2 separate regions of the Homo sapiens genome follow, and region 2 is linked to region 1. The links are chromatin contacts, found by Hi-C or POLR2A ChIA-PET in ENCODE. All regions are on one chromosome and are shown on one strand. The core of a region is the stretch at or near the end of the contact, and the rest is flanking DNA. Distances in the headings are between cores, read along the strand shown.

What was found. Hi-C counts contacts between places; a loop is a spot of excess contacts on that map. ChIA-PET counts read pairs that join two places held with the same protein, here RNA polymerase II (POLR2A). Pooled maps may share reads with other maps.
Region 2: a map with no recorded cell type shows a loop between it and region 1 (5-fold over the local background). The contact joins two enhancer-like sites. A Hi-C loop is called at or near these places in 1 of 168 maps with a recorded cell type or tissue (CD8-positive, alpha-beta T cell), 1 of 37 single-sample maps with no recorded cell type and 3 of 50 pooled maps. POLR2A ChIA-PET finds 5 or more read pairs at or near these places in 3 of 52 experiments (PC-9, activated CD4-positive, alpha-beta T cell and activated naive CD8-positive, alpha-beta T cell).

Annotation. Positions count from the first base shown.
Region 1 is chr1:37,924,693-37,931,741 of GRCh38, reverse strand. The region is part of intron 7 of INPP5B (inositol polyphosphate-5-phosphatase B); the gene reads left to right. Among named protein-coding and RNA genes, the nearest start is that of INPP5B, 19 kb to the left of the region's middle. RefSeq lists a silencer at 24-253 and enhancers at 548-1,047, 5,340-5,579. Within about 2 kb of position 5,722, at least 5 of the 41 ENCODE cell types and tissues checked have a DNase peak (open chromatin) inside an H3K27ac peak, as active enhancers do; they include CD8-positive, alpha-beta T cell, where a contact is called at or near this core.
Region 2 is chr1:39,188,571-39,195,167 of GRCh38, reverse strand. It overlaps a transcript of MACF1 not described here. Among named protein-coding and RNA genes, the nearest start is that of MACF1, 13 kb to the left of the region's middle. RefSeq lists an enhancer at 3,118-3,660. Within about 2 kb of position 2,492, at least 37 of the 41 ENCODE cell types and tissues checked have a DNase peak (open chromatin) inside an H3K27ac peak, as active enhancers do; they include CD8-positive, alpha-beta T cell, where a contact is called at or near this core.

The sequences.
Region 1 (7,049 bases), core at 4,473-6,972:
ATGAGGAGCTTGAGGAAGCAGGCAGGGAAATGTCTGCCGCCGCCGGCTCTCGGGAGCGCAACACTGCAGGTTCGGCGGGCGGCGGGAAGCTGGGCTGGGGAGCTGGGCCGGGGGCGGCGGTGCGCCCGGCCCTCGGGTGGGCAGGGTCGGCGGTTTGGCCAGTGGACGCTCGGGGCGAAGACCAAAGTCCTGGTGGCCCTCTGGAGGCTGGGACACTGGGGCAGAAGTTCTGTGATGTTCTTCTTAGGCGTGCGTGACGAGGGTAGGCGGGTGGGAATGGGGTACTTGGGAATCCGGAGGCTGGGGTTTTAGTAAAGCTCCGTTCCGAACTCGCTGTGTGACCTCGGGCCACTCGCTGCCCCTCTCTGGGCCTGTTGCTCCATCTGAGCTTGCTCTTCAATCCTGATCTTCCGAGTTTGTCGCGTGGGGCGGGTGGGGGAGTGGTGCCCTGCCTACGATAGAGTCTTCCTTTGGGTGAGGTATGGTATGTGTTGGGGCTCTGTCAGTTCTCAGCCCCTGTGATGATAGCGCAGTGTACAGGGCTGGAGTCTTGGGGAGCCCTGTCTACTCTGGGACTAGAGGCCAGGATGAAGTTACAGGTTATAAAAGGACTAGGTTTTTTCCCACCCAGCAGTTGGTGGATAATGGGGAGCACAGAAGGCCAGTTGCTGAGCAGGAGCTTGTCGTTTGGAGATGGGAGGCTCAGGGCTGAAATTTGGGTGAGTCCGTGCTCTGGGAGGACCTGCAGACCTGTCTTTTTTTGTCCAGCTCCAGGGTTTTCTGCAAGGGCCCCTGGTGCTTTTTTCCCCTGGGTGTGTCCGTGAGGCTCCATTTATGTGTGAGCTTTGGCATGACCCCTAGTACCTATTTGTGACAGTCATTTGCCAGCAATGAAGAGCCTGTCAAGTAGCTGTGTAAAGTGTGGGCCAGCCCTCCACTTGCTCTTACAAGGCTTGGAAACTATGAGGGGCAGGGAGGAGTGGCATGTTGCACAAGAGTTTGTAAACTGAGAGGAAACGAGGTGAGCAGAGGACTTCCTCGGTGCTTGTTTCTCCTTCATTGCAGCCATCACAAGGTGCGATCGAAGCGCCTGATGGTGCTGATAGTTTGCATCTTCCTTGGGCTTATCTCAGAGTTCACTATCACTAGAGTTTCCATGACATTCTGGGCTATGGTGCTGGGACGGGTGAGAGTTTAAGAGCACCTCATCTCCTTGCCCCTTCACAAGAGACTGCCAGAATCCAGACAATTGGCGGAGGACAAGGCCAATGGCAGCAGAAAGAGGTGGGTGCTGTGTTCTCAGCCAGTACACCAGAGCCAGGCCATGCAGGCACTTCATTCCCTTAGTCTTCTATGACAAGTCAGGCCAGCTAGCTCTGAAGCCAGTTAGCTGCCCCGACTGAGAAATGTGCAGGGATCTCAATCTTTCATTTCCTTTCAAAAAACAGAGACTAGCCATATGCTGGTGAGGAATTATTGTTACGGTTTCGGTTTTATTTTTATTTTAAAATAATTTGAAAGCTGAACATGGTGGCGCGTACCTGTAGTCCCAGCCACTTGAGAGGCTGAGGTGGAAGGCTTGAGCCCAGGAGTTTGAGGGTGATGTGCACTATGATTGATCCTGTGAATTAGTTGCTGCACTCCAGCCTAGGCAACATAGTGAGACTGTCTCTAAAATAAATAAATAAATAGTTTTAAAAATTTTGTCAGCCAGGCGTGGTGACTCATGCCTGTAATCCCAGCACTGTGGGAAGCTGAGGCGGGCGGATCACCTGAGGTCAGGAGTTCGAGACCAGCCTGGCCAACATGGCGAAACTCCGTCACTACTAAAAATACAAAAATTAGATGGGCGTGGTGGCAGGTGCCTGTAATCCCATGTACTCTGGAGGCTGAGGTAGGAGAATTGCTTGAACCCAGGAGGCAGAGGTTGCAGTGAGCCGAGATCGTGCCATTGCATTCCAGCCTGGGAGACGGAGCAAGACTCCATCTCGAAAAAAAAAAAAATTTTTCTCTTAAAATACCTACAGTAAGTGGGGTGACACTATTAATTGCTAAGTTGCTCCTGCTAAAATTGGTAAGAAATGGTATCAAGCCCCTCAGTTCTATTTGGGTCATCTGTTTCCAGAGTTATTATGGCCTCAGAGGAGAGTTACATCTTCTATAACAGGTAGGAAGAACCCTTTGGGCTGCCTTTGGATGTCGATACAGGCCCCAAGGGAAACAGAGTAGTAGATTGTTTTTTCCTATATGCATATGATCAAAATACCCACTTTTTGATAGCCTAGAGAACCCAAAGCAAACAGTTGCTTAAAAATGCTGTTTCTGGCTGGGCACGATGACTCATGCCTTTAATCCCAACACTTTGGAAGGCTGAGGCGGGCGGATCATGAGGTCAGGAGTTCGAGACCAGCCTGGCCAACATGGCGAAACCCTGTCTCTACTAAAAATACAAAAATTAGATGGGTGTAGTGGCACATGGCTATAATCCCAGGTACTTGGGAAGCTGAGGTAGGAGAATCGCTTGAACCCAGGAGGCAGAGGTTGCAGTGCGCTGAGATCGTGCCACTGCACTCCAGCCTGGGAGACAGAGCGAGACTCCATCTCAAAAAAAAAAAAATTTTTTTTTATCTTATCGTAATACCTACAGTAAGTGACTGGGTGACACTGTTAATTGCTAAGTTGCTGCTGCTAAAATTGGTAAGAAATGGTATCAAGCTCTCCAGTTCTGTTTGGGTCATCTCTGTTTCCAGAGTTGTTCTGGCCTCAGAGGAGAGTTACATCTTCTATAACAGGTGGGAAGAACCCTTTGGGCTGCCTCTGGATGTCGATACAGGCCCCAAGGGAAACGGAGTAGTAGATTTGTTTTTTCCTATATGCATATGATCAAAATACCCACTACTTGATAGCCTAGAGAAACCAAGGCAAATGGTTGCTTAAAAATGCTGTTTTTGGCTGGGCGCGGTGGCTCATGCCTAATCCTAGCACTTTGGGAGGCCGAGGTGGGCGGATCACAAGATCAGGAGTTCAAGACCAGGCTGGGCAACATGACGAAATCCTGTCTCTACTAAAAATATAAAAATTAGGCCAGGCACAGTGGCTTATGCCTGTAATCCCAGCACTTTGGGAGGCTGAGGCAGGCGGATCACAAGGTCAGGAGATCAAGACCATCCTGGCTAACACGGTGAAACCCCATCTCTACTAAAAATACAAAAAAAATTAACTGGGCATGGTAGTGTGCGCTTATAGTCCCAGCTACTCGGGAGTCTGAGGCAGGAGAACCGCTTGAACCTGGGAGGCAGAGGTTGCAGTTAGCCGAGATCGCGCCACTGCACTCCAGCCTGGGCGAGACTCCATCTCAAAACAAAACAAAACAAAACAAAAAAACCCCAAAAAAACAGAACTTAGCTGAGCATGGTGGCAGGCACCTGTAATCCCTGCTACTTGGGAGGCTGAGGCAGGAGAATCAGTTGAACCCGGGAGGTGGCGATTGCAGTGAGCTGAGATCGCGGCATTGCACTCCAGTCTGGGTGACAAGAGCAAGACTCTGTCCCCTCAGAAAAAAAAAAGCTGTTTTTGATTCACGGCAGGAGAAACAAAGGCACCCCTCAGGAGCTGGCAGTCTGACTGAGAGGGGTCTGATAATACGTAGATAGAGGTAAGAGAGTATAGGGTTGGCCCAGCAGGACAGTGTTCCTTGTAGCGTGAGCCAAGGGCATAGAGCACCTTTGAGGCCCAGGCATTTTGGGGGATAGGTGAATCTGGTCTTCATTCTTTGCCTTTGCATTAATAGAGATAGGAATGATCTTTGATGATTCTTTCAAAATGTCCTTTCTTTTCTTTGATTTGTCTCTGCTGAATTCAGGAGTGTTAGGCTGAGCTTGGTAGAGATTATAGTAGAAAAATGAGGCCGGGCGCAGTGGCTCACGCCTGTAATCCCTGCACTTTGGGAGGCCAAGGAGGGCGGATCACGAGGTCAGGAGATTGAGACCATCCTGGCTAACATGGTGAAACCCCGTCTCTACTAAAAATACAAAAAAATTAGCCGGGCATGGTGGTGGGCGCCTGTAGTCCCAGCTACTCGGGAGGCTGAGGCAGGAGAATGGCGTGAACTTGGGAGGCAGAGCTTGCAGTGAGCTGAGATTGCGCCACTGGACTCCAGCCTTGGTGACAGAGCGAGACTCTGTCTCAAAAAAAAAAAAAAAGAAAGAAAAAGAAAAATGAAATGGAGCTAGTTTCAGACTGGAATCCACGTCTTCAGGTTCAGACCAGTGTCTAGGAGGTAACTTGTGGTGTTGAAGTCAGGTAATGCTTTTGGTTGAGTGGCAGCTTGTTCACGTGATTCTCTTGCCAAGCCCAGCTTGCACTGACTTTAGATTGGTAGTTGAATCGGTAGATTGGTAGGAGTCTTTCTGCTCCTGCACTTATTTAACTGCTCCTTTTTTTTTTTGAGACGGAGTCTTGCTGTGTCACCAGGCTAGGAGTGCAGTGGCACGATCTTGGCTCACTGCAACTTCCACCTCCCGGGTTCAAGTAATTCTCCTGCCTTAGCCTCTCTAGTAGCTGGGACTACATACATGCACCTGCACGCCACCACACCCAGCTAATTTTTGTATTTTTAGTAGGGATGGTGTTTCACCTTGTTGGCCAGGATGGTCTCCATCTCCTGACCTTGTGATCTGCCCGCCTGGGCCTCCCAAAGTGCTGAGATTACAGGCGTGAGCCACCGCGCCTGGCCTCACTGTTCTTAACATCTTTTTTCTTTTCTTTTTTTTTCTTCCTAACCACTAGATGACCAGGGATGCTGTTAACTTCCTTTTGCAGCTTTTTCTTTCCTTAAAAAGAGTGAAGTCTGATTTGGGAGAAATACCTCATTATTTCCATCTAGCAACTGAAGTTGCTCTTATTCAGAAAACCCCATTGAGGATCCTGTACAGGGCCCAGTACTTATCCAAGTCAGTCTGTAAAATGTTCACCTGCATTGCATCCTGGGTACATGCAAAACCTGGAGCTGTGTTCTGGAGGGTTTTGAACTATGCACTAAAAAGGAAATGGCTACTCAGAAGTCCCACAGGGGCCATTCTGGGCTATTTTAACAAAGCAGTAATAGCAAATACATTTTGTTTTTTTTTAATCCAAAGTTGATTAGAAATGAGCCAGCTTCGCCGGGTGTGGTGGCTCAAGCCTGTAATCCCAGCACTTTCAGAGGCCGAGGTGGGCGGATCACAAGGTCAGGAGTTCAAGACCATCCTGGCCAACGTGGTGAAACCCCATCTCTACTAAAATATAAAAAATTAGCTGGGCGTGGTGGCGTGCGCCTGTATCCCAGCTACTTGAGAGGCTGAAGCAATCACTTGAACCTGGGAGGCGGAGGTTGCAGTGGGCTGAGATCACGCCACTGCATGCCAGCCTGACGACAGTGAGACTCCGTCTCAAAAAAAAAAAGAAATGAACCAGCTTTGTAGTAACTCAAATTTACAAGGGGATGTGTTTAAGTATTTTTTCTTCTGGACCCAGGAAACAAAGTATTAAAGTCTGTCATGCCAGTGAAAGGAAATGAATGCTATTTATATCTCAGGGTAACATAAAGGGTAACCTAGTTTACCAGAGTAGAAGCCAGAGAGCATGTTAGCAAAATAGCCCCCGGGGTGGTTTTCTCTCTCACTCTCTCTTTCATCTTGTTTTGTCAGTACTAATAGGTAAAACTTGTGTGACCAACATATCCTTTTAGCATGGAGAAAATAAATTTGCTTTTGTTTATCTTAGAGAACAAATATTGCCCATCATTTCCACCGTTGTGGGAAGCTCTGCAGGCTCCTAAGTAACTTATTTTAAGTCACTTTGTTTCCTTAAACAAAAGAGAACTGTATTCGTTTTTCTTCTTCCTTTTGTTGTTCCCCTCTCCATTTTCCTTCTTTGGGCCATTTAATCCAGTTTTATGTTTCTAGTACAAGAGAACCCCCTAAAGATTCTTTTTTTCTTCTGAAAACAGTTTGTTTTGGAATTCTGCAGTTATTGTTGAGAGCAAGTGAGGTGACCCACAAACACTCAGTTAGAAGTGGAGCTTTGAACAGAAAAATCCTCAGGGAGGGACAGTTCAGGAAGAGGGAGGCATCAATATATTTATTAGAGGAAAGATACTGTACTGTTGGAGGATAGATGCTAGCTGACTTGCATGTTTTTCTTTGCTACTTAAAATATACTGTTAGCCCGGCACAGTGGTGCGCACCTGTAGTCCCAGCTACTCGGAGGCTGAGGCAGGAGTCTTGCTTGAGGAGTTCCAGACCAGCCTGGGCAACATAGTGATATCTCTAAATTTAAATAGATAAATATATAAAATAAATTACGCTCTAACAGTTTTGTTATTGGTGATCCATACATGAACTGAAGCTAGCAAATATGAATGAGAAGAGACTTTCTTTCTTGGAATGCCAATGATGAGAATTTAAACAAAGTGGATGTCAAGAGGCCTGGACATTTTTCTTTTTCTTTTCTTCATGGTTCCTTGGTGCACTATTACTTTCTCTTTTTGTTTTTATTTATTTTTATTTTTATTTTATTTTATTTTTTTGAGACGGAGTCTCACTCTGTCACCCAGGCTGGAGTGCAGTGGTGTGATCTCTGCTCACTGCAGCCTCCACCTCCTGGGTTTAAGCAGTTCTCCTGCCTCAGCCTCCCAAGTAGCTGAGATTACAGGCATGTGCTAACATGTCTGGCTACTCTTTGTATTTTCAGTAAAGACGGGGTTTCAACATGTTGGCCAGGCTGATCTTGAACTCCTGATTTCAGGTGATCTGCCCACCTTGGCCTCCCAAAGTGCTGGGATTATAGGCGTGAGCCATCATGCCTGGACTAATTTTTATATTTTTAGTAGAGACAGGGTTTCACCATGTTGGCCAGGCTGGTCTTGAACTCCTGACCTCAAGTGATTCAGCCTGCCTTGGCCTCCCAAAGTGCTGGCATTACAGGTGTGAGCCACCATGCGCAGCCTCTTTTTGTTTTTAGAGACGAGATCTCCCTGTGTTGCCCAGGCCGGTCTCAAACTCCTGACC
Region 2 (6,597 bases), core at 1,243-3,742, 1.3 Mb before region 1:
AGGCCTAGTAGGTAACATACACTAACAAGGGTGTCGAACCATCTTTAACAGTGAACTTCCAAATCTACCTGGGAATTTAAAAGAAAAAAGTGTCTCCAAGAACACAAGTGTAAGTTTTGCTTTTCCTTGGAGCTGGAAGGAAGATAGTTTATTAATTCAGAAATTAAACTGCTTGGCTGGGAGCAGTGGCTCACCCCTGTAATCCCAGCGCTTTGAGAAGCTGAGGCAGGAGGACTGCCTGAGGACAGGAGTTTAAGACCACCCTGGGCAACATAGCAAGACCCCATCTCTCCAAAACATAATAACACTTAGCCAGGCCCAGTGGTTACACACCTGTAGTTCTAGCTACTTGGGAGGCTGAGGCAGGAGAATCACTCCAGCCCAGGAGTTTCAGGCCACAGTGAGCTATGATCACACCACTGCACTCCAGCCTAGACAGCAGAGCAAGACAATAGAGAAGGGAAGGGAGGGGAGGGGAGGGGAGGGGAGGGGAGAGGAAGGCAGGGAGAAAGAAATTCCACTTTTGGCTGGGCATGGTGGCTCACGCCTGTAATCCCAGCACATTAAAAGGCTGAGGCGGGGTGGATCACCTAAGGTCAGGAGTTCAAGACCAGCCTGGCCACCCGTCTCTACTAAAATTACAAAAATTAGCCGGGCATGGTGGCATGTGCCTGTAGTCTCAGCTACCTGGGAGGCTGAGTCAGAAGAATCCCTTGAGCCCGGGAGGTGGAGGCTGCAGTGAGCTGAGATCGCGCCACTGCACTCCAGCTTGGGAAACAGAACAAGACTCTATCACAAAAAAAAAAAAAAAAAAAAGAAAAGAAAAGAAAAGAAAAGAAAAGAAAAGAAATTCCACTTCTGGAAATCCCTCCGGATATGGATTCTGCCCAGGATCTAACTCTAGATGGCCTTCCTATCAAGCTCAGCAACTGAAGGTCTTACCCTTAAGAAAGAAAAGGGAAAGTAACACTAAAGAGGAGGGGCAGAAAATAAAGTGAGAGATGCTCTGGTACAGCACTTAGAAAACTCACTCTTGGCCAGGTGTGGTGGCGCATGCCTGTAATCCCAGCACTTTGGGAGGACGAGGTGGTTGGATCACCTGAGGTCAGGAGTTCGAGACCAGCCTGACCAATATGGTGAAACCCCATCTCTATTAAAAATACAAAATTACCCAGGAGTGCCTGTAATCCCAGCTACTTGGGAGGCTGAGGCAAGAGAATTGCCTGAACCCAGGAAGTGGAGGTTGCAGTGAGCTGAGATCATGCCACTGCACCCCAGCCTGGGCAACAACAGCGAAACTGTCTCAAAAAAAGAAAAAAAGAAAAAAGAAAACTCACTCTTAAACCCAAGTGCCTGCCTCTCTCTCTCTCTCTCTCCCTCTCTCTCTTACCAGGGCTGTAAATATAATTTGTGAGCCAAACCTATATTCAAATTCTGATTTCACAATCTCTAGTTGTGTATCTATGAACCAATTACTTAATCTCTTTAATCCATAGTTATCTCATGTCAAAAAGGGATAATAAAATTACCTCTTCACAGTGTTACAGTGAGGATTAAGTGAGAAAATGCATAATATATTTGGCACACAGTAAGCATTAACTATTTAAAAAGCATTAAACATTGACTCATTAATGCCAACTCTTGTTATTATGATTACCACACAAGAGACCTCCTAGCAGGGCATCAAGTCATCCTCAGTGGCAAATGCAAGAAGGTAAGTGAAAGTAATGTGTGGTATTGAACAGCTCAATGACTAAGTCAAATTAGGCTTCGACAGCATTGCTTCAAAAAGGGAAAGGACAAGAATATCTAGTCAACCTCAACAGCCATATTACCATTTTAAGTAATCTCTCTCTCTGGCATTTTGACCCTTTTCCCCAATGAAATAATATCTATCTAGTAAGCTTTTTCCAGGAAACTCTGGTAGCCAACATCTTAAAGAAATGGAGAAAAAAATGATACGAAGAAAAGAAGCCCTGTCTATGGGGACTGTTCCAGAATCTTGCCCAGGATTGTTATTTTTGTCCAGAAATATTCTTTTTTTTTTTAATTTTTGAGATGGAATTTCACTCTTGTTGCCCAGACTGTAGTGCAATGGCACAATCTCGGTTCACTGCAACCTCTGCCTCCCGGGTTTAAGCAATTCTCCTGCCTCAGCCTCCCAAGTAGCTGGGATTACAGGCATGCGCCACCATGCCCGTCTAATTTTTTTGTATTTTTGGTAGAGACGGGGTTTCACCATGTTGGCCAGGCTGGTCTCGAACTCCTGACCTCAGGTGATATCCACCCGCCTCGGGTTACAGGCATGAGCCACTGCGCTTCGCCCATAAAGTTCTTAATACAAGTTCACGCCTTTTGTTTCTGCTCTAATATTTTAAAAAACATAGTACTGAATATACAAAGATGTCACAATAGACAAGGAATCCAGCTCATTTATCACTAGATTAGTGTTTCTCTTATTGAGAGCCTAACCCTCAGTGACCCCTACTGGACAAAGATAGATAGACACAGAAGACTAAGTTTTTAAACAACAAAGAAAACTGTGTTGCTTTTATTCTGATGAAATTCTCACACATGGAACTTTCATTATACAAGTTCAAGCTTGTGTCAAAATCTATATACACCTGTAACATAGAAGGCAACAATGCTATGTCCAGTCAGCTCATTCCTTTTATGGGAAACATTATCACCATAAAGTTGGTTGGCTTCACGGCTGCCTCAACAGGATCGTCAGTATTTATGGTTTTGTGATGAGTCCTTATAGAGAAAATAGCAGACAGAAAAGGAGCAGTCACTGGCACACAACTCCTACCCCTCAGTACCTTGCAATTTTTCCATTCCCCGAGGTGACTCACTCTTAACACAGCCCAGACTACTTGCCAGCAGTCAGGGCCACTATGTGTGCCTGGTGAGTAATGCTTTCCCCAGCGTGCATCCTCCCAGCTGCCTCTGACTGAACAAGTCATAAAAGGAAATCTGGGTAACCATTTTTAAGTTTTTTGTTTTTTTCTTTTTTTGAGACAGAGTCTTGCTGTGTCGCCCAGGCTGGAGTGCAGTGGTGAGATATCGGCTCACTGCAATCTCCACTTCCCAGGTTCAAGCAATTCTTGTGCCTCAGTCTCCTGAGTAGCTGGGATTACAGGCATACACCACCACACCCAGCTAATTTTTGTATGTTTAATAGAAACGGAGTTTCACCATGTTGGCCAGGCTGGTCTCGAACTCCTGGCCTCAAGTGATCCACCTGCTTCGGCCTCCCAAAGTGCTGGGAGCCACCGTGCCTGGCCCAGTTTTAAGAACACATGTCCCATCCTAAACACAAGGATAGCTCCTCTCAGCTCCCTGCAGGGACTCAGAGTTGTAATGAATTCCCTCTAATGGCAGCCAGGTGGCAATGCAGAAACAGGCAAAGGCAGAAAAGCCAATGAGTATGATTAAGCCCTTACTCTCTAAAATCTGGGGACCACAGCTTCTACTTTGGATAAAACAAAAAGTAATGGGCATGAAGCAGAGCCATCTGCTATCACACAGCATCACACCCTGTGGCACAGCCCTGATGAAAAGCCCAATCTCAGAAGAAGGAGGCAGCCTCTTAAGTATCTGTCCATCCATCCTTAGGTGTCCCAAGTAGTGGATGAGGAAAACGACAGCATCTGTTTTTTTGATTAGTGACTGGCACATTAATTGAAAAATGGACAACAGTTGTAGTTAAACTTTCTCCCAATAGATGTTCCTGGAGTATCTAATCCTTCAGACATGAATCTATGGAGTTAGTGCAAACATTTTGGAAACAGCTGCCAAGAGCTAGGTAAGTGAGAGAAGTGGAGGAAGGTCTTTGACACAGACAATTTACTTCAAAGCTATCTTAAGCAATAATAATTCCTGATAAATTGTCAAACAGGAAAACTTTAAGTAGGACCCAACTGGGCCTGTACTTTACTGCTAGGTTAAAAAAAAAAAAAAAAAAAGAAAGAAAGAATCACCCCAAATACATCATATCCAGTGAATTTTTAAAATTTTCTTAAAAATCAGAGCACCTTCAATACAGTTGCCTACATTTTTTCCCTACCTATAATCCTTGGGTCTCTGATGCTCATATATGCCTGGGAAGAAAACTATTATCCAGCTTAGTTTTTGTTGTTGTTGTTTTGGGGTTTTTTTGTTTGTTTGTTTTTGAGACACAGTCTCACTCTGTCACTCAGGCTGGAGTGCAGTGGTGCGATCTCAGCTCACTGCAAACTCCACCTCCCAGGTTCAAGCGATTCTCGTGCCTCAGCCTCCCAAGTAGCTGGGATTACAGGCACACCACCACGCCCGGCTAATTTTTGTATTTTTAGTAGAGACGGGGTTTCGCCATGTTGGCCAACCCAGTCTCAAACTCCTGGCCTCAAGTGATCCACCTGCCTCGGCCTCCCAAAGTGCTGGAATTACAGGCCACCGCACCACCTCCAGCTCAGTTTTTGACAAAATCCAGAATACTCAAGATCCTGATTTTTATCAAAAAGAGAGAGAAAGAGAAAAAGAGAGACAGCACAAGGCGGTGGCTCACGTCTGTAATCGCAGTACTTTGGGAGGCCGAGAGGGCAGATTTCTTGAGCCCAGGAGTTCGAGACCACCCTGGGCAACATGGCAAAACCCTGTTGTTATGAAAAAATACAATAAGTTAGCTGGGTGTGGGGATGCACATCTGTAGTCCCAGCTACTCACGCCACTACACTTCAACCTGGGTGACAAAGCAAGATTCCATCAAAAAAAAAAAAAAAAAACAAAAACAAACACACACACACACACACACACAAAAGAAGAGAAAGAAAGAAAGAAAAGACAAGAAAAGAGAAAGGAAGAGAGAGGAGAGGGGCGGGGAGGGGAGGAAAAAAGAAAGAAAGAAGAGAGAGAGGCAGCGAAGGAGGGAGAAAAGAAAAGAAATTACCTATGGCATACCTAATTACTAAAACCAAAAAGATATTGACAAAAATTTTCAACAAGAATGAAACAAAAAGCACTCTCTGGTTAACCTTTGATAAACCAGAATATCTAAATAAGCACATATCAGATTTTATCAATGCATTTAGACATTACAGAACTAGAGACGATTATAGGTCCAGTTCTGTTCTTGGCTTATTAAATGACTTCAGGATCGTTTAACTACACTGGATCTGTTTACTCATTCATAAAATGAGTTCACATTCTAGATCTCTAAATTCTTTTCCAGCTCTAAAATTCTGTGGTTCTGTGAAATATTTAGTTGCCTAGGTACTATGTTGATTGTTATCAATAACAAAAAAAATTACAAAGCCAGTCTTATGCTACTATCCTTTAAGAGCTTACAATCTAACTGGAGAAATATGTATACAGATAGTCTTAACATAAAGCAGTACAGGCTGTGTCAGGAGGGCAAGACTATAAGAACTCAGTGAATGGAACTTCAGAAATTCAGTCAATGAAATGGTCATTTCCTGTTGGGGAAGTCAAAAAAAAGGCTTCCATAGATAAGAAATATAACCTGGGACTAGAAGAATGTATAGGATTTCAACAGTCTGAAATAAGAAGAGTAAACACTCCAGGAGGAGAGATAGCATGAGGAAGAGAATGAAAAACAGAAAGTACAAGTGACACTAGAATGAACCACAGGGTTTGTGTATTTGGGTTGGGGTTGAGGAGGCTCAGAGAGAGGTAAGTAAATTGGGAAGATTAACTTCTGCCAACTTTGGGGTATCCATCACAAATTTAATAAGCACATTTAGCTCCCTTTCAGAAACCTCAGAAAAGTGACAGTAAGAGAATTAAAATGGCACAAACCCACAGAAAATAAGAATAAGAAATAGCAACAAAAGTTTGATACACTGGAGTGTGGATAAACAAATGGTCGAAAACTTAAATGTCAGCTTTCTTTCTCTCTGCTAAGTGCCTGCAGGAAATGGGCAACAATAAGAAACAAGGTAAATTGTACTGCAGAATCCCAGAAAGGCTCAGAAATTGGAAGCACCAGGAACCTCTGAAGACTTGGTAGGAGAAGGCATGCTGCAGAGTAAGGCTGAAAACAAGATTGGTTGGAAGTCTTCAGGCCCGTGTGAGGTCAGGAGCCAGGTGTCTCAGTGAAAACAGGGATATTAAATGAAATCTGACAATGGGCCGGGCATGATGGCTCACGCCTATAATCCTAACACTTTGGGAGGCCGAAGCAGGTGGATCACCTGAGCTCAAGAGTTCGAGACCAGCCTGGCCAACATGGTGAAACCCCGCCTCTACTAAAAATACAAAATTAGCTGGGTGTGGTGGCACGCACCTGTAATCCTAGTACTTTGGGAGGCAGAAACAGGTGGATCACCTGAGCTCAGGAGTTCGAGACCAGCCTGGCCAACATGGTGAAACCCCGCCTCTACTAAAAATACAAAATTAGCCAGGCATGGTGGCAAACACCTGTAATCCCAGCTACTTGGGAGGCTGTGGCAGGAGAATTGCTTGAACCTGGGAGGCAGAGGTTGCACTCCAGCCTGAGTGACAGGGTGAGACTCCGTCTCAATCAATCAATCAATCAATCAATAAACTTTGACAATGAACGATGAGGCCCTTCCAGACTGGCCAATTGCTCCACTT